Regions from separate parts of the Homo sapiens genome. Here region 2 is linked to region 1. A link is a loop called in an ENCODE intact Hi-C map of the cell type or tissue named here. Cell type or tissue: gastrocnemius medialis. All regions are shown on one strand. Links, peaks and the distances in the headings refer to the core of each region. The heading gives the core; the rest is flanking DNA. Region 1 overlaps PRUNE1 (prune exopolyphosphatase 1). Region 2 holds the start of RORC (RAR related orphan receptor C).

Region 1 (7,801 bases), core at 233-4,232:
CTCGAGATCCAAAGTGCTGGGATAACAGGTATGAGCCACTGTGCCTGGCCTCTCCATCTACCTTATACTCATGTAGGGCTTCACACACTTCCTCTCATTGATCTTCACAGAGGAGGTAGGTCAAATAATCTAATGGGTCCTCATTCCATAGATGGCATAAGTGTTTCAGCTAAGCTTATAGCATTCTACCTATATCCAGTTTGTAGAAAAGTGTTCTTTCCTCCTATCTCCTTCAATGTTAACTTATAGAGCAGTAAATAAACTTCGGATTTCTTATCTTCTTTGGGCACTCAAACAGTCAAAAAAGGGAATTTGGGGTAGCTGATACATTCAAGGCATGCTCTTGGGCATATCAACCCTGGTTGATTATTTTCTTCCCATTTTCATAATAGGTAAAAGAATGCTTATACTTTTTTTTTTTTTTTTTTGAGATGGAGTTTTGACCAGATTCTCATGCCTCAGCCTCACAAGTAGCTGGGATTACAGGAATGCGCCACCACACCTAGCTAATTTTGTATTTTTAGTAGAGATGGGGTTTCTCCATGTTGGTCAGGCTGGTCTCGAACTCCCGACCTCAGGTGATCCGCCCGCCTTGGCCTCCCAAAGTGCTGGGATTACAGGCGTGAGCCACCGTGCTCGGCCGAATGCTTACACTTCTAAATCATGATTGCAGGTGAAGAGGCTTTGAGAATAAAGGTTAAAAGTAAGATCTAGTCCAGGGCTGGGCGTGGTGGCTGGCGCCTGTAATCCCAACACTTTGAGAGGCTGAGGCGGGCGGATCACCTAAGGTTAGGAGTTTGAGACCAACCTAACCAATATGATGAAACCCCATCTCTACTAAAAATACAAAAATTAGCCAGGCATGGTGGTATGCGCCTGTAATCCCAGCTACTCAGGAGGCTGAGACAGGAGAATTGCTTCAACCCGGCAGACGGAGGTTGCAGTGAGCCGAGATTGCGCCTTTGCACTCCAGCCTGGGCAACAAGAGCGAAACTCCATCTCAAATAAATAAATAAAATAAAATATACTAAAACTGGAGTGCCCAAAATCGGGGTGACAGGGTCTTGGGTTTTGTTTGGTTTTAAGCATTTATTGAATGTGCCAGGCATTATTCTCATATTTTTTCATGCATTAATCAATCATTTAATCTTTAACCCAATGAGGCAGGTACTTATATCATTTCATTCCAGGTATAAGCATTCTGCTGGGTGGAATGAGACCAGAAAGCCTATGGCCCAGCATATGGCACAATACTTCTGTCTTACCTGCTTACTTTTTTTTTTTGAGACAGGGTCTTACTTTGTTGCCCAGGCTGGAGTGCAGTGTCACTATCTTGGCTCACGGCAACCTCCACCTCCTGGGTTCAAGCAATTCTCCTGCACCATCCTCCTGAGTACCTGGGACTATAGGCATGCGCCATGATGCCCGGCTAATTCTTGTATTTTTGGTAGAGATGGGGTTTTGCCATGTTGGCCAGGCTGGTCGTGAACTCCTGACCTCCAGTGATCCGCCCACCTCAGCCTCCCAAAATGTTGGTGTGAGCCACCATGCCCAGCCCACCAGTTTACTTTTGAACTTCTATCTCAGCCTGGTTCTGAGAGAGGATGGGATGAGACAGACAAAATGAGACACACTAAATATAGCAGGGTTTCTCAATTTCAGCATGACTGGTATTTTGGACTAGATAATTCTTTTTCTTTTTTTAACTTTTACTTTTTGAGACAGGGTCTCACTCTGTAACCCAGGCTGGAGTGCATGGCGCAATCACGGCTCACTGCAGACTCCACCTCCCAGACTCAGGTGATCCTCCCATCTCAGCCTCCTGAGTAGCTGGGACTACAGGCACCCGCCACCATGCCCGACTAATTTTTTTTTTTTTTTTTTTTTGAGATGGAGTCTCACTCTGTCGCCCAGGCTGTAGTACAGTGGTGTGATCTCGGCTCACTGTAACCTCCACCTCCTGGGTTCAAGAGATTCTCTTGCCTCAGCCTCCTGAGTAGCTGGGATTACAGGCACATGCCACCATGCTCGGCTAATTTTTGTATTTTTAGTAGAGACGGGGTTTCACCATGTTGGTCAGGCTGGTCTTGAACTCCTGACCTCGTGATCCGCCCGCCTCAGACTCCCAAAGTGCTGGGATTACAGGCATGAGCCACCGTGCCCGGCCCTTGTTTTTTTTTTTTTTTTTCAGATGGAGTCTCACTCTGTCGCCCAGGCTGGAGTGCAGTGGTGCAATCTGGGCTCACTGCAACCTCTGCCTCCTGGGTTCAAGTGATTCTCCCCCTTCAGCCTCCCGAGTAGCTGTAGTAGACTACAGGCGTGCGCCACCACACCCAGCTAATTTTTGTATTTTTTAGTAGAGACAGGGTTTCACCATGTTGGCCAGGCTGGTCTTGAACTCCTGACCTCAGGTGATCCGCCCGCCTCAGCTTCCCCAAGTGTTGGGATTACAGGCGTGAGCCACCACGCCCAGCCAAATTTTTGCATTTTTTGTAGAGATGGGGTTTTACCATGTTGCCCATGCTGATCTCGAACTCCTGGGCTCAAGTGATACAGCTGCCTCGGCCTCCCAAAATGCTTGGATTACAGGCATGAGCCACCATGCCCAGCCGGATAATTCTTTTTTTGTGGAGGCTGTCCTGTGCATTATAGGATATTTGGCAGGATCCCTAGCCTCTACCCACATGGATGCCAGTAGCACCCTAAGTCGTGACAAACAAAAATGTCTCCAGACTTGCTGAATGTTCCCTGGGGGGCAAAACTGCCCCCAGTTGAGAACTACTGGGTTACAAGAAGGTGAAAATCCATATAGTCTGACTTCTTCAATCAGGGAAGATTTGCTAGACTCAAGAGTTTAGCAAAGTGGGAAGGTTCAGAGGAGTAACACATAGCAAAGAATAGTTATCAACTAATGTAACTTTAAGAAAAAAAGGGAATCTAGGGAAACCTAGAATCATCTTCCCTATACAGGCTATCACTCTTCTCTTCCCCCACTGGAAAGCCACAGCTCAAAAAGGGCAATTTTAGAAGACTTCTGGTGGTATCAATTGCCCCATCCAGTTACGAGATAGGTTTTTGTTTTTAAACCACCCTCGTCGCCATCTCCTACTCCCATCCCTGGAGAGAAATACAGAAGACAGAGGTTATCTGTCCGGGTTCTGCCCAAAGGGCCCCTAAAGAAGTTTGCCCTGAGGTCCTCCCCATGCCTATTTCTCTAAGTCTACTTCAAGAGTTTGGAAGCAGGCCGGGCGCGGTGGCTTACGCCTGTAATCCCAGCACTTTGGGAGGCCGAGGCGGACAGATTACAAGGTCAGGAGATCGAGACTATCCTGGCTAACCTGGTGAAACCCCGTCTCTACTAAAAATACAAAAAATTAGCCAGGCGTGGTGGCGGGTGCCTGTAGTCCCAGCTACTCGGGAGGCTGAGGCAGGAGAATCTTTTGCACCCGGGAGGCGGAGGTTGCAGTGAGCCAAGATCGTGCCACTGCACTCCAGCCTGGGTGACCGAGCGAGACTCTGTCTCAAAAAAAAAAAAAAGTGTGGAAGCAAAGGCCCATTCATACTGAACAGCACTGGGGTAGGGGGATTCTTTACTTTTTTCCAAAGCAGTAAGAATTCTACCCAATACCCCAGTCCTATAGTAACTCCTCTGACTTGTAATTCCTCCTCCTGATACCAGAGACCTCTGTTTCCTGGAGACCAAGAACTGCCCAAATGGCTGTGGACCAAAGTGACAGCAAAGCACTTGAGATAAGAGGCTGCAGAAATAACTTGCTCACTGAAGCAGTTAGGGGGAGCGAGTGTTCTCTAGAGAGGAAACTATATAAACATGAGGCATATGGCCCTGACTGGAGGAAAAACATAAGAGCAGTGGAGAAAAGGCAGAGCAAGCAGGAGAGACCTACTGCAGGGTCCAAAGAGATGCTGGAGAACCTTTCCACGCTTATTTACATCAGTGTTGCTTCACTGCAAGCAGCAGCTGAATCAGGTTCAGTTAGATCCTTACCATGAAGAGAATGCTAAGCAGAAAAGCACAAAGTAGGGACCAAATACAGTGGTATGGTTCTGAAGTCAGGAGAAACCATCTACAGAGGAAGGTGAACAATGAACCCCTTGCGCTCAGCCAAACCTAGACAGTAACCAAAAGGAATGAATACAAAAGGAATACTTTGGGACTTGTAGCAAATCTTGGAACTGGAGTGACCAAGGGAGGCAGCAGCATTCCTCTCCCCTGTCAACACCCACTGTCACCCCGGCCTGACTGGACTATTCACCACCCGCAAACCATGATGTGCACATTCCCAGCTCTGCCCTTTGCACTATTTGTTCTCTGTTTGAATGCAGAACTACTATTTGAAAAGATCACAGACTTTGGGGTTGAATTCCAGCTCTGCTTCTTACTTGTTGCAGGACTTTGGACCCTCTAAGCCTCATTTTCCTCATATAAAAATGAGAATAGGCCGAGCGCGGTGGCTCACACCTATGATCCCAGCACTTTGGGAGGCCAAGGTGGGCGAATCACCTCAGGTCAGGGGTTCGAGACCAGCCTGGCAAGCATGGTGAAACTAAAAAGCACAAAAATTAGCCGGGTGTGGTGGCAGGTGCCTGTAATCTCAGCTACTCCAGAGGCTGAGGCAGGGAGAATTGCTTGAACCCGGGAGGCGGAGGTTGCAGTGAGCCGAGATCCCACCATTGCACTCCAGCCTGGGTGACAGTGTGAGACTCCATCTCAAAAAAACAAACAAAAAAAATGAGAATAATATCGTAACCAATTTCATGATGTTGTTAGGAGGATTAAATGAGATAGTACCATAAGTGCCTACGCTGTAAATAGTAAAGATGTGATCTCCCATCTTCTTTCTTTACTTCTCCCCGTTGTTCAAGTCTACCTAATGTCTTTCTCTGTGAAGCCTTCCTGAACACCCAGCCCAGAGAAATCCTCTTCCTCTAAACCTCCAGCTTCTAGCACTTGTGGCTCTGAGACAGACCTTAACTTCTATCTTAAGGAGCTCCCTGTCTTTTCATGGTCATGTATCCCTGATCCTTAACATGGCTTATGTGGTGGGTGACTATATATTTGATTGTTCAAACTGGGACGCTTATGAGAATGAAAAGGGGTGCTATTAATGATTACACAGGGGAAAACCAAGACTGCCCTGGGCAAACCGTGTGTGGGGCTGCCCAACTTATAAGACATCATTCTCTTCTTTATTTAAGAAAAACATGTGTAACCCCTAATTCCAAGCCCATCCTCCACCAGCTGAAAGCACAAGCCAAACAGCCTCAGTTTTCTGACCATCAGAGAAAGAGTTCAGGGAAAATACAGCTATACTTAGCAGCATGAGGAAATCTAAGCTGCCAATGGAAAAAATACAATCTGAGGGCCACAAGTAAATAAATACAAACTTTTTTTCTTTTTTCTTTTTTTTAAAGACCCACTAGTTGGCCAGGCACGGTGGCTCACGCCTGTAATCCCAGCACTTTGGGAGGCCGAGGTGGGCCGACCACGAGGTCAAGAGATTGAGACCATCCTGGCCAACATGGTGAAACCCCGTTTCTACTAAAAATACAAAAATTAGCTGGGCATGGTGGCACATGCCTGTAGTCCCAGCTACTCGGGAGGCTGAGGCAGGAAAATCACTTGAACCTGGCAGGCGGAGGTTGCAGTGAGCCGAGATCATGCAACTGTACTCCAGCCTGGTGACAGAGCGAGACTTTGTCTCAAAAAAAAAAAAAATTAATTAATTAAAATAAATAAATGAATAAACACCCACTAGTTGAAATGACTCTCTTATCCTGATATGTTCTTTGTGGCCTCAAGAGGAGGGGGCAGGGAGGGGATTCTAGGCCTGGCAAAGTAAACCACTTCCCTTCTAAAGCTGAATATGGTATGATAACTACTCTTCAGAATAGTTAATGGGGGAGAAAAATAAACGAGACAGAAAGCCAGAGAGAGACAAACCCTCTCAGCAGAGAAAACAGGAACAATACTGATGCCAGGACTGCAAATTTCTAAGGAGAGCCAGCTCCTGATTCCTGCCTCATGCCTGAGAACTGCACACACTACATTATCCAAGGGGTCCTGGATGAACACCTAAACTGCAATGCAGCCCCACCCTGAAGCAAAGATTTCTCCCCTCAGAAGTGAAAGATGAGTCACCATAAATAGGACATTTGGTTAAATGATTTTTTTTTAATGGAACATCCTATTGTCTCTGTGGCAGAGGCTATAGAAAATTTCTGTGGTATCAAATACTAAAAATATGGTAGCAACGGGAGACTTGGCTGGATTACCAGCTGTCTTTATCCTGCACAAAGAGGAGCATTCATGATTTTCTGAAAGTTATAATTAAACTGTAGTTTAACAGAAACATTCAAACTTAAGAGTGTATCTGTCTAAATCACCTCTCTCTCTTTACACAAGAAACTTAACGGTGTCCTCTGGAGAACTGGATGGAGAGGAGAAAAGAAAAATGATCTTTATCTTTTTCATTTCATATCCCTTTGGTATTTAAATTTGTTCATGAAATACACATTTACTACTTCTATAATTTAAAGCAATCTAGGCTGGGTGTGGTGGCTCATGCCTATAATCCCAGCACTTTGGGAGACCAAGGCAGGCATATCACTTGAGGTCAGGAGTTCAAGACCAGCCTGTCCAACATGGTGACACCCTGTCTCTACTAAAAATACAAAACTTAGCCAGGCATAGTGGCGCACACTTGTAATCCCAGCTACTCAGGAGGCTGAGGCAGAAGAATCGCTTGAATTCGGGAAGTGGAGGTTGCAGTGAGCCTACTCCAGCCTGGGCGACAGAGTGAGTCTATCTCAAAAAAAAAAAAAAAAAAATTAAAGCAATTTAAATTGTTGGCATCTACCAGTATGTCTTGCCATCAGTTCCCCTGTTAACCTTCCTAGAGTCTAATTTTCTCATTTCTCCAGGCCCTGGAGAGGCTATGTGATGATGCAAGCTCTAAGACACAATCTCACCTTTCACAAGTTCACAAGTTTGAAAGGAAGATCTAGATCTTGCTCCTTGGGGGATGAATGCAGGGAGAGAAAGGTCGAGATGCCAGCAGTATTGGAAAAATCAAGTATTTTTCCAGCTTCATATTGCTGTAGAGAATATACTATTCGGGCTGGGTACAGTGGCTAACACCTGTAATTCCAACACCTTGGGAAGCCAAGCCAGGGGGATTGTTTGAGTCCAGGAGTTTGAAACCAGATTGGGCAGCATGGCGAGACCCTGTCTCTATAAAAATACAAAAAATTAGCCCTGCGTGGTGGCACTGCCTATAGTCGCAGCTTTTTCGGGAGGCTGAGGTGGGAGGATCACTTGAGCCGGGGAGGTGATCACACCATTGCACTCCAGCCAGGGCAACAGAGTGAGACCCTGGCTGAAAATAAATAAACAAATACAAAATAAAAATAGAGAATATACTACTAACCTGGGGGTCGGGGGAGGCTCTGGAGGATATATGCTGGAGAGTAGATGCATGCAAAGAAATACTATTTGGTGAGGTTTCAGGTCCAAGGGCACTTTACCAAATGGTGGAAGAGACCAGTCATTTGGGTTACTGGGGGGTAAAATCCAACTGTTTAGCACTTAGAACGGTGCCCCAAAAACTCTACATTAGTCCTCCAATAAGCGCCCTGTGGTGGACTCAGAGGTAACAAAAAGGGATTGGTTCCAAATGGCCTTATGCATTGAAATAACTCCCCAAATTTGTTTTTCACAAGGAAAATGTCTATGTAATTGGTGTTAAAATGGACCTTCTCCCCAATTCAATATGAAGACAAT
Region 2 (11,820 bases), core at 3,262-7,261, 820 kb before region 1:
GCATTGGATACAGCAGTGATTAAACAGACATGGGGATCAGAAAAGTGATAAAATAAGCCATTAAAATGTAAAGAATGCTACTTGGTGATATGTTACAGAGAAAAATAAAGCAAGAAAGGGAATAGAAAAGAGGGGTCAGATAAAGAGAAGGGAAGATTATAGGGACAGAAAGAGGGAGGGAGGAGAGGAAACTTTTTTTTTTTAACCATAGTACTTTGGACCAGGTCCTGAACTTTATCTGTGTTATCTCAGTTGATCATCACAACCACTCAGTAGAGTAGATATTAGTATTCCTCTTTTTTGGGGTGGGGGGACGGAGTCTCACTCTGTTGCCCAGGCTGGAGTGCGGTGGTGCGATCTCGTCTCACTGCAATCTCCACCTCCCAGGTTCAAGTGATTCTCCTGCCTCAGCCTCCCGAGTAGCTGCCACTACAGGCGCGTGCCACCACACCCGCTGGTTTTTTGTATTTTTAGTAGAGACGGGGTTTCACCGTGTTAGCCAGGATGGTCTCGATCTCCTGATTTGGTCTCATGATCTCGGTCTCGGTCTCATGATCCACCCACCTCGGCCTCCCAAAGTGCTGGGATTACAGGCGTAAGCCACCGCGTCACAACCACTCAGGAGAGTAGGTATTATTATTCCCACTTTACAAAGAAAGAAATGGATCAGATAGATAGGTTAAGTAAGCTTGCCTGGGGAACAGCCCTGGCTGGAGGGAAAGGTTCTGACCTGACTCCACCCAGACACCCCCACTGCCACCCCAACTGCTTAGGGGAAGCTGTGAGGAAATCCAAGGCCACTCCTCCCAGGAGCAGTTCACTCAGCATTCACAGCCCTGAGGCTCTGTGATGGGGGCCCTAGCATTGCTGGAGGAACATCCTGGGTAGCTAAAGTACAGAAACATGGGAGTGAGGAGGTCCTAAGAAACCCTCCAGTGTGCAGATTGCTCTGGCCCCAAAGCACTTCTATAAACACTAGTCAGAGGCCAGGTGTGGTGGCTCATGACTGTAATCCTAACACTTTGATAAGTGGATAAATGTGGGAGGCTGAGGCGGGCAGATTACCTGAGCTCAGGAGTTTGAGACCAGCCTGGGCAACATGGTGAAACCCCATCTCTACAAAAAATGCAAAAATTAGTTGCATGTGGTGGCATGCACTTGTAGTCCCAACTACTTGGGGGGCTGAAGCAGGAGGACCTCTTGAACCCAGGAGGTCAAGCCTGCAGTAAGCTGAGATCACGCCACTGCACTCCAGCCTGGGTGACAAAGTGAGACCTTGTCTCAAAAACAAAACAAAACAAAAAAATCCACTAGTTAGGACAGGTATTATTGCCCCATTTTTACTGATGTGGTAGCTGAGGGCTGAGATTTCCCTCAGGGCCTACAGCTAGTAAATGGCAGACCACATTCTTATAAGTGATTCTGCCCCAGCATTTAAACCCTTCTTGCCACCTCCAAGCCTGTGTGACTATAAATGTTAATTGGTAGAGGAGAGGTACAAGCAGGGTCACTGTGGAAAGTTCAAGGCCAGGAGCTAGGGTCAAACTCCCACTGTTCCTCCACCCACAGTGGCCTTTGTGACAAGAAGGGGGAGGGGTGGGGACTGTGAGATCTGGAGGCTACCGAAGGTTACAGAGCCTGGGCTGTCCTTTTTCAACGGTTGAGGCACAACCCATCCCTGAGTCACTCCAGTGGGTTGAGGCGTCCCCAGGCATGGAACCCCCTAGAACCCAAAGAAAAGTGGTCCCTAATCACTGGATCAGGCATCCCAAGGAGAGGGCCCTCCAAGGATGGGGCTGGGGAAGTGTGTGCCACCGCAGACTACCCAGGCTCCACATATTTTCCACCTTGACCCCCAGGCCCTCCCTGAAAGGGCAGATTTGTGCTGAGCTTTAAGTGGTTTCTGTGGTTTAGGGTTGGGGAAGGAAGGAAAGAGATGCTGGGGACTGCTCCCCAGTTCCAAGCCACCACCACCACCTCCCATCCCTTCCAGAGTGTTTGCCCCCAGCATGGAGATTTCCCCAATAAGGGGACTGGGCACGTGGGGATGAAATGATTCTCTGATCCCTATCAGCCCCTTCCTTATATAAGATTGTATTTGAAGAGGAAATAACCACCGCCCTGCTTTGAAAGGACGATTCTTCCAGATAAGGGGCTGTGATTGCAGCAAGAGGGAGAAAGTTTAGACAAGAGGGGGAACTTCCCATAAGGATAACCAAGGGATCTTCTTGCCCTGGGGAGAAAAAAAACTCAAACTATCCATGCTTAGGGCAGGGGAGAGGTAGAGAATGCCTAGGAAGCATGTGACACTCCTAGGCCTAGAGGTCAGGATACTGTCTTCTAAATCTCCAGTCACTTCCTCCCCACCCTACATAGTAGCACAAAGTGGCACAACTGGGGAGTCAGCTGTGCCTGCAGTGTCTGGGGATGCTCTGTGTCCATCCGCAAGCATTCTACGTGACCTCCACTCTGTGCCTGCAATTGGTGGGTTGTAGAAGAGGTAGTCACGAAGGGCCCCTGGGAGACCCAGAGTCAAGAGGAAGAGAGGCCTAAAAAGGAGAAAAGATAGAGAGGGGACAGCTGGAGAAGAGCCACAGACAGGCAGGAGCCAGCAAAGAGAGACAGAGAGATGGGGGATAACTGAGGAGTTCTGGGGAGGAGGGGAGCAGAACGGCATCTCCCCTGCACTCCCACGCCCGGCATGTTGCTGGCTCCTCCTGTCAGCTGGAGGGTGCTGGGGGGGCGGGGGGGAAGGGAGCTGCAAAGCACTTTACCTCTCACTCCAAACCTGCCCAAGGTGCAGAGCCCCCAAACAGACCAACATCCTGTTCTGTGCAGAGATGCATACATGGATGCGTGGGCCCACATTTACCAAAAGAACACGGGGGATAATCAGAGCCTCAGAGGCATAGGCACATACCCTTAGACTCAGTGCAGAAGGTCCCCAAAACTTCCCCTCCTCTTTCTCACTACTCATCCACTGTCAATGACCCTAGGAGTTGAAAAGTCCTTCTCCACTTCTACCTTTATCTCTCAATCTGCAGCCATGGGGAGACTCTGGGAGCTACCTAAGAACAGAGGTGCTGATGGTAGCAGAGTGTGAAGCTCCAGGGTTGGGCAGGAGTGGAGGATGGCGAGACGAGACGGCAGAAGAGGGAAGGGACAGCTGCTTGCCCTCTCCATGCCAGGTGCCACGTGCACCAGGTGGGGGGGAGTGGGCGAGTCACGAGGCTGTGGCATGGCTGACTCCTGCTCTGCTGTTTACCAGCTGGGAACGAGAGCAGGAGGAGGTGCCAGGGAGCCTCTTGCTGCAGCCTGGCCCCTGGCCAGTTGCTTGTTGGGTAACCAGGAGAGTCAGGCCCAGCTAATCAAACTCTGGGCCCAGGCCATGCAGGAGAAAAGCAGCACCAGGATCCCCAGAAGCCTCGTCCTCTTGGCCCCCTTCAGAGCCTTCACTGCAGGCCTCAGTGTGGGCCACTAGGTCTGGGAGCCTCTCCTTCTCCCAATGAGTCCAGTGCAGCATCTCTCCTCTCCTCTTCCCCACCATGGCTTCTCTGCCTCCAGGCACTCCTCCAGGCCTGCCCCTTGCCCCAACAGATGAGGAGCACGTAGAAGCATCAGGGGGTCAGGGAGTCCTGGCAAGAGCAGCAAGGGTTAGGGGCAGGGGCCGAGCAGGCAGAGGCCTCAGGGAACTGAACAGTCACTGGGAGGAGTCTGACTGCATCCTAGAGAAGAGACACAGTCCCCCAAACCTGCCCTCTCCATCTCCCCTATGCCTGTCACCTGTCTTAGGTAGAAATCACAGGATTCTAAAGTCACAAAGACTTGGGTCCAAATCATAGCTCACCCATTTATTGTTCTTGTGTGAGTCCTTGGGCAAAATCATTAATATCTCTGAGAATCCCTCCACTCACTGATCAATCTGGAATAATAATGTTTCCCTGTGGTGGGTGCTGTGAATATTTACACAAAGTAAAAGCATGGATTTACATAAAGTGTCCTGCAAAGGGCCCAGCACACAGTAAGTGATTAATAAATGCTAGTTCCCTTCCTTTCTCCTGTCCTGTTTCTCCTCAAGGCTCCATGCACTGGTCCACTGGTCTCTCCTCATGTCCCCTCCTGGTGCCAGGACACTCTGCCAGCCACTCCTTTTCCCTGCCTGCTGGAGGGCCAGGTGCTCCCGCCTTCCACCCTCCGCCCTCCTCCCTCCCCTGGGCCCTGCTCCCTGCCCTCCTGGGCAGCCAGGGCAGCCAGGACGGCACCAAGGGAGCTGCCCCATGGACAGGGCCCCACAGAGACAGCACCGAGCCTCACGGGGTAAGAGGCCCATGGCCCTGCCTGCAGGTGGAAGAGACTGCTGGAGGTTCAGAGGAGGGCAGAAATGGCAAGAGACTGGGCAAGAAGTGAGGAGGGGAGGGAGGGACAAGAGTGCAGAGGAGAAAGCCCTGGGTTGGCAGGGAGTGAAACTGGAGGAGAAACAGGAGGAGGGGCTGGGGAGATGACAGAGGAGAAGAAATCGCAAAAGGAGAGAAACAGGAAAGAAAGGGAGAAGCGGGAGAAGGAAGAAACAGGTTGGAGGGTAGATGGGGAGGGAAGAGCCAAGTCAGGGGAGCCAGATCTAGACCCAGCGAGGGGTCAGAATGTGGACAGGCCCTCCCAGGTGTGGGCTTACCCCCCAGGAGGCACAGGGACACTGCTTCCTTGATCTGGCCAGGACCCCAGACAGCAGTGGCCGGGAGGCTGGCTGCTCCACCTTCTGTTCATTCACCAGTGGAGAAACCTGTCCTTTAAGGAGTGACAGACTTGGGGAGTGTGGCAGGGGGAACCACACCCTGTCAGCTGCCCATGACCACGTAGCCTGGTCCTTTCCTCGCCACTCACCCAGGGATGTGGGATTTCATCTCTGCAGAGAATGTGGGGCACTGGGCCATCAGCAGGGAAGGACAGAATGTCAGGCCGTCCTTGGCCCCACCCATGGTCCAAGTCAGGAACCCCCTCAGAGCAGGATCGCAGGGCCACAGGCTTGGTCAGCTGTGAGCATGGAGGAGGAAAGTTTGAGGGCCAGAGCCACCAAGCTCCAGGGCCACCTGGTGGAGGAAGAACTGGCTGCCTGGGTGAGCAAGGGGAGCACCCCCACCACAGGACTGCTCTGAGGTGCAAGGCTAGAGGCCAGGAGCCGGTGCCACGTCAGGGAGGAAGCTGGGTGGGGCCAGGCAGGAGCAAGGGGAGGTGGGCGGGGCTGGGTGGGGCCTTGCCACCTCGGGGCAGTCTTTTCTCCTCCCTCACCCCAGCAGAGCCCAGGCCATCAGGCCACTCGCCTCCACACAGCCTAGTGACCACGGCCTGCCAGTGGGGAGCATCTCCCGGGCAGAAGGGCACTGTGTGTGTGTGTGTGTGTGTGTGTGTGTGTGTGTGTGTGTATGTCAGGTGTCAAGACTGAACAGCAGAAGGAAAAAAATAACAGAATAGAGTCAGAGGTTAGGGAAGCTATAGGGGGTATAGGGCATGGTTGAAGGGCTTTCTGAGACAAAAGACTGGCCATGTGTTCTGTGATGAGCTGCTATGTGGATGTAGGAAATGGGCCAAGGTCTGGCAGGGGAATCCTCTTTCCAGGGGCTCCCTGGCTAGGTGTTTCATAGATGTTAACTGCATGAATGGGTGACACCCCCCCACCCACCAACCATGCTCCAGCTAAGGCCCTCCCCTCAACGGCTGCTCCCCCTGGAGGTCCGAGTATCCATGTGACCCCCATCGACCCACTCATGCTCCCTACTGCCCAATCTCCACCCAGACCCGGCCACGCAGCAGCAGCAGAGAAGGGAGGCCTTCCTCTTCAGGCTGGTAGGCCAGGGAAGCCTGGCCCGTGGAAGCCAGAGAGGGGTCTGTATTTGCAACTCTCCCCTCCTCTTCCTCCAAACATCCTCTCCCCCTACTCCCAACCCCCACATCTCTGAAGCCCTGGTGTTTTCAGGCATAGATAAGCAACCAAGAGATTTCAGTCCCACAGAGATTTAACTCTGGCTGTAGGATATTTCTTGTGCACCTCCAATGAAATTACAAAGTAAATAAGACCAACACAGTCCCTGCCTTCACAGGGCTTTACAATTTGGCAGGAAAGACCCATTTCATAGACAATGACACAATTACAGCAGTTAGGTGACAGTTGGTGACATGGTGAGTGCCAGGAAATAAAATGCAAGGAGCTAAATGTGTCAGCACAAGGGCAGGGGAAGGGGGTGTGTGTGGCTTCTCCAAGGAAGAAACATAATCAGAGACCTGAGGGAGAAAGAGAAGTTGGCTAGATTAAGGGGTACAGGAGGGACAGGCATTCTAGGCAAAGGAGCAGCTTGGGGGAGTCCCAGAGGCAGTGAGGAGCCTGACACTTCTGGGTACCTGGAAGAGGGCCAGTGTGGCCCAAGGGCAGAGGAGGAGAGAGGGGCACTGCAGGGGGTGGCCTGCCTGCCCTTCAGACGCCAGGCTCTGAGGGAAGGAGTGCGGCAGTGGGATCCTAGGAGTGGGGAAAGTGTCTCAGCCCCTCATGATCTTCAACCTTTGACGTCAACCCCCTCTCTTGTCTTTACAGAGCTGCTGGCTGCAAAGAAGACCCACACCTGTGAGTAGGGGGTCCGGGGCAAGAAAATGGCTGGGGCATAATGAGATGGAGAATAATTCAGCAAGTGATCTGTGGGGGGACTGAGGTTGGACAGAGGTGGAGGAGTCAGGAAGAGATGGCAGGCAACAGGAAAGCAAGGGGAGGTGCGAGGAAACCACAGATCAGGGCAGTGGGAGGAGATGAGGAAGAAGCCTGAAGCATGAAAGGAAACACTGTAAAGAAACCAGGAGAGAACAAAGGAAAAGGGAACCGCCTTGTGAAAAAAGGCGAGGAGAAATGCTGGACAGAGGCAGGGAGATGGGAGGGGGTGGGGCCGACTGCCAGGCCGGGGAAGGAAGGAGATAGAGGTAGGGGGGTGTGCGGAGGCGGGGTGGCCTCAGGAACTCAGGAACTCAGCGCTGCTGCCAAGGGAGACAGGGAGCCTGCACCAGGCTTTTTTTTTTTTTTTTTGAGACAGAGTCTCACACTGTCGCCTGGGCGGGAGTACGATGGCACAATCTCGGCTCACTGCAACCTCCACCTCCCAGGTTCAAGCGATTCTCCTGCCTCAGCCTCTCGAGTAGCTGGGACTACAGGCACCCACCACCACGCCTGGCTAATTTTTGTATTTTTAGTAGAGACGGGGTTTCACCATGTTGGTCAGGCTGGTCTCAGACTCTTGACCTTGTGATCCACCCCTCTCGGCCTCCCAAAGTGCTGAGATTACAGGCATGGGCCACTGTGCCCAGCCTGCACCAAGCTCTGTGGTCCTGAGCCAGGTTTGGTGTTCATCTCTGTGGTTAACACATCCTGAGGTGTGAACAAGCCTGGAGCCAGCCTGTGCAGGACTAGAGAGCAGGAGAGCTTTATCTCTGTAGGAAACAGAATGGACAGGGGCACTCTGTGTCCTGGGGCCCTGAAAGCCAGACTACAGCAGGTAAGAAGGGCACTAGAGCTCAGAGAGGACTTCCCAGTGGACGCTAGTGAATAAGAATCCTCTCTAGGGACCACTCAGCACATCAGCTCTCCTCTCCTAGTTTGTGGCAAAGGCTAGTCCCCCAGAGAATGCACACAGTCCCAAAGCTATGCCCATCAGGGCCATGCGTGCCCTTCTGTGAGCATGGGTCCCTGAATCGAGAGGATCCCTCCAGGGTAGGAGTGGCCACACCATTTCTCCATAGCCGTCCCTTGACTGCCTTGCCAGTTCCTCCTGAGAGCTCACTGCCATCTCGCCCAATGCCAAAATTGTCTAGAGCCTCCCTGTTCCAAGTAGAGACATCTCAGAGAGCAAAGCATTGCCCTTCTCCATGAGCTGGGCAGCCCAGGGCTGAGGGCCATCCAGGATGCTACCTCCTCCTGGGTGGGGGTTGCTTTGCTCAGCATAATCCTGATCAGTGTCTCGCCTGCCCCTAGCCACAGGGCCCCACGGAAATGCTGAGCAGGGCCCCGGGAGGAAAGCGGGTCAGGGAGTGACGCGGGTGAGCTGGGGGAGGGGGGTCACGGACCTTATGTGGGTGGGGGGAGTAGGGGGACTTTCGGAGCAGCAGGAACTGGGAGAGGTCAAACCCTATTCCTACCCTTAACCCCTGACCTCAGAAACCTCAGCCAGGACTATACCTCCTTATCCCTTTCCCATCCCACCAGTCCTCGTGTCCCCACCCCAAGAGTGTTGTCCTGAGGATCCAGGCTGACAGCCTCTCCCCCACTCCACGGCCCAGCTCCTGAAGCCCCAGGAAGGCCCAGGAAGGCAAGGAAAGGCCTGTGCCTGGATGAGAGGGTCTGGAGTCCCAGCAAGATCAGACACCTCTCAGGAGTTTGCCCCACAGAATCCAGGAGACATTAAGGCCTCCCCCAGGCCGAGAGACTCTGAAAATTGGCTCCTGAATTGAGACAACCCCAAGATGGGGGTCCAAGATGGGGAACCCGGGGGAACTCCCCAGACCAAGAGGGAGCCTGAATACTGAGGGGCCCTGAAGAGGGACTCTCAAAGCCAATGTACCCCACAAAGCACCTAAGAGGCTGAGAAGGTCTCTGGAATTGTTTGGCCCCTGAGAAGGACCCCCCTCCCCCAGGCCAAAAAACACTCCAGAGAGACTCACATACCGAGGGACCTCCCAGGCTGAGACACCCTCAAAAGCAGACTTGAACCAGAGAAACCCTCCCATCCTTCAAGTGGGATCCGAAGCCAGTCTGCCTGGGCTTGAATCCTGACTCTGCCACTTACTAGCTGTGTAACCTTGGGCAAGTTACTTAACCTCTCTGTGTCTCACTTTCCTCCTCGAAATGAGGATAATGGTAGCTACTTCATAAAGTTTTTTTATTTTTTCTTTTTGAGACAGAGTCTTACTCAGTTGCTCAGGCTGTAGTGCAGTGGCATTATCTCAGCTCACTGCAAACTCCGCCTCCCGGGTTCAAGCGATTCTCCTGCCTCAGCCCCCTGAGTAGCTGGGACTACAGGTGCTCGCCACCATGCCTGGCTAATTTTTGTATTTTTAGTAGAGATGGGGTTTCACCATGTTGGCCAGGCCGGTCTCGAACTCCTAACCTCAGGTGATCCACCCACCTTGGGCTCCCAAAGTGCTGGGATTACAGGCGTGAGCCACTGCCCCCGGCCCACATAAAGTATTTTGTGAGGATTAGATTATCCACATAAAACATCGAGAACCATTTCTGACACATAATAGTAAGCACTATTATTATGATTATGAGTATGATGATGGTGATGATGATCATTATCTACACTCCAATTTCAGCAGTTTGGCTCCTAAGGAAATTTCTGGTTTCCTTCTGTGGATTGTGGGTATTTGCCTGGTGATTATTACTGCTTCTATCATTTCCATGTATTCCCTAGCGCAAGATATATGTGGTGTCTGCAGGGAGGAGCGTGGGCATGGGAGTGGTGGGACAGCCCCCCAGGCTGCACCACACTGGGTATGGCTGTTGGCAGTCCACAGGGTGTCAGGTGGCACATGCCACCACCCCAGGCAGACATCCTGTGACTTACCTCTGAAAACATCCCTGTCCCTGAAGTCACCTGGCAAAGAGGGTCAGGCTTGGAAGGTCCTCGGGGGTAGGAGGAGTAGAAATTTGGCTTCAGGCTCGTGTGAGCTCCATTCTGGCTCCCCAGCCAGAACTACCCTGGCGGGTGGAAACAGCTTTTACCGCGTGTGGCTGTCGCATGTGGTTTTGGAATTTTCCAACGCCCCCTACGATTGGCTGCCCCTCCCCTCACACCCTGCCCCAGGCCCAGATTGGCCACGTGGGGCGCCTGTCATCCTACTCACTGCACCCCTTGGGGGTGGGGTGGGGGGTTGTCACTTGGCCACCTGTGTGGTGCAGAGCTTAAACCCCCCAGTCCAGAAGCACTGGGGGAGAGAGCTAGGTGCAGAGCTTCAGGCTGAGGCGCTGCTGAGAGGGCCTCGCCCCGCCTCTGCCGCCAGCTGCACCCCACTCCTGGACCACCCCCTGCTGAGAAGGACAGGGAGCCAAGGCCGGCAGAGCCAAGGCTCAGTCATGAGAAGTAAGTGAATGGGGCCACCTGGGGGCGGGGGAGCCTGGACCCTGTCGTCACCCCTCTGGAAAGGAGGATGTCTTGGGAACAGTGTGAGCAAATCTGAGCAAAGCAGGGTGCGTCCTGGTCAAGGTCAAGATCTGTTGGGAGATGGGTGGAGCAGCTGGGGAGTCCTGCTGGCCAGGCGGCTCCCTGACAGCAGCAATGGTAAGAGGACTGTTGAGGAATTCCTGAGTTCCAAAAAGAACCTCCAAAAGTATCTGAGGTATCCAGGCCCTTAATTTTACAAAAAGACTGAGAGCCAAGGAGGCCGCGTACTTGGCCCAATGTTACACAGCTGGTATCTGATGGGGGCTGGTAATTACTAGGGGCCCTGAACGCACTCTCCTGTTACAGTGTTTCCCTTGTTACGGTGTTTCCCTCTGTGCCTCCAGCCTGCTTGTGAGTAAAAGGAGGCCAGAGCAGTTGCTGTGCTCTGAAGCAACAGGACAGCGAGAGTCAACTGAGGTTGGCAGGCAGCAGGGCACAGAATCCCCGCGTCCAGGCCTCAAAGCCACCAGGCTTTCTGCCCAATCCAGGGACATGAGGACTATGTGGAATCCAGTCAGGGTGCACCCGGGCACATGCCTGCGTGTGTGTGCATGTGTGTGTGTGCGTGTGTGTGTGGGGTGTGTGTGTATGTGTGTGTGTGGTTCTCCAGGGTCAGTCACCCATTTGACCGGGGAAGCAAGGCAATGGAGATGGGATTGGAAAGACCTCGGCCTCACCCTTTTCCTGGCTTGGAGCCCTGGGCCAACAGTTGGTGGGCAGATGTCTGGGGTTCCTGTGCCTTCCAGCAGAGCAAGGGTGGGCAACCTCAGGAAGTCCCCTGTATTTGTTGTGAAGGGAAGCCAGGGAAGCCAGAGAAGCTCTCAGAGCACAAGGTGAAGGAGGAAAAGGGAAGCCCCATGCCCCTGTGGCTGAGGCCTGAAGCAGCCCCAGCTTCAACCTGGGGTCTTCCCACAAGCCACAGAAGGGAGGCCGTATTGAGTCCTGGAAAGACCCCTGGACTGACAGTGTAAGACCAGGCACTTGTGCCGCCTATCACTGGCTAGCCATATAGACTTAGACAAGCCAAGTCACTGGGCCCTGGTCTACCATCCGCAAAACAAGGGAGCTGAATTTTAAGATAGAACAACAAAACCAACTATGGAGAGTCTCCCATTCCAAAGGCCCAGGGCCAAGAGAGAGCCCAGTGCCCTAAGGCAGGCATCCCCAAGGGTGATGATGGAGACTCAGCTCTCCCAGAGGTTAGAAGGAAGGGAAACCAAGGAAAGAAAAGAATTCCACTTCTGTGACAGGGACTGAGGCCACAGTGCAGGCATATGAGCTGGGGTGGATAAGGAGGGCTGGAGAGAAGAGCCAACAGCTTCTACACAGAGGAAAGGGCCCCTTGGAGCTTCCGTTTCCCTTCTAGCTTCTCTCTATTAGCAGCAAACGCTGGCAGACTGGTCTTCCCAGAGATGGCCCCTAATGAGCAAATCAACCCTGGGATGAAATGACTAGGTGTGCTTCTAGCCCAGCAGCGGGGCAGGAGTCCCCAGGAGGGGCTGAGGGAGACACTTGGCCAGCTCTCCATTATTCCCACCCCCACCACACACACACAGCCCCACCCAGGCGGGGAAGTAGGAGAGAGGGCCTCCTCCAACGAGGGGGTCAGTGCCACTGGTCCTTCTCA

The links. Peaks named below come from ENCODE experiments on the same cell type or tissue, not always from the same donor. Only the 100,000 strongest peaks of a DNase experiment are listed, where the experiment ranks them.
Region 2: it touches region 1 in a loop (4-fold over the local background); 1 of 110 quality-filtered maps calls a loop at or near these places.

The regions. Positions count from the first base shown.
Region 1 is chr1:151,009,720-151,017,520 of GRCh38, reverse strand. The region is part of intron 1 of PRUNE1 (prune exopolyphosphatase 1); the gene reads right to left. Among named protein-coding and RNA genes, the nearest start is that of PRUNE1, 5.2 kb to the right of the region's middle. In gastrocnemius medialis, for the core only: no CTCF peak of the experiment used is centred there; no DNase peak of the experiment used is centred there.
Region 2 is chr1:151,824,222-151,836,041 of GRCh38, reverse strand. RORC (RAR related orphan receptor C) reads left to right here and starts at 4,240. Exons shown (of 11, transcript NM_005060.4): 1 at 4,240-4,317; 2 at 6,584-6,613. The coding sequence starts at 4,278. RefSeq lists enhancers at 4,932-5,619, 6,306-6,991, 10,253-11,188. In gastrocnemius medialis, for the core only: a CTCF peak has its summit at 5,100 (motif pointing left); DNase peaks (open chromatin) are centred at 4,161, 5,161 and 7,001; H3K4me3 peaks cover 1,835 bases; H3K27ac peaks cover 4,000 bases.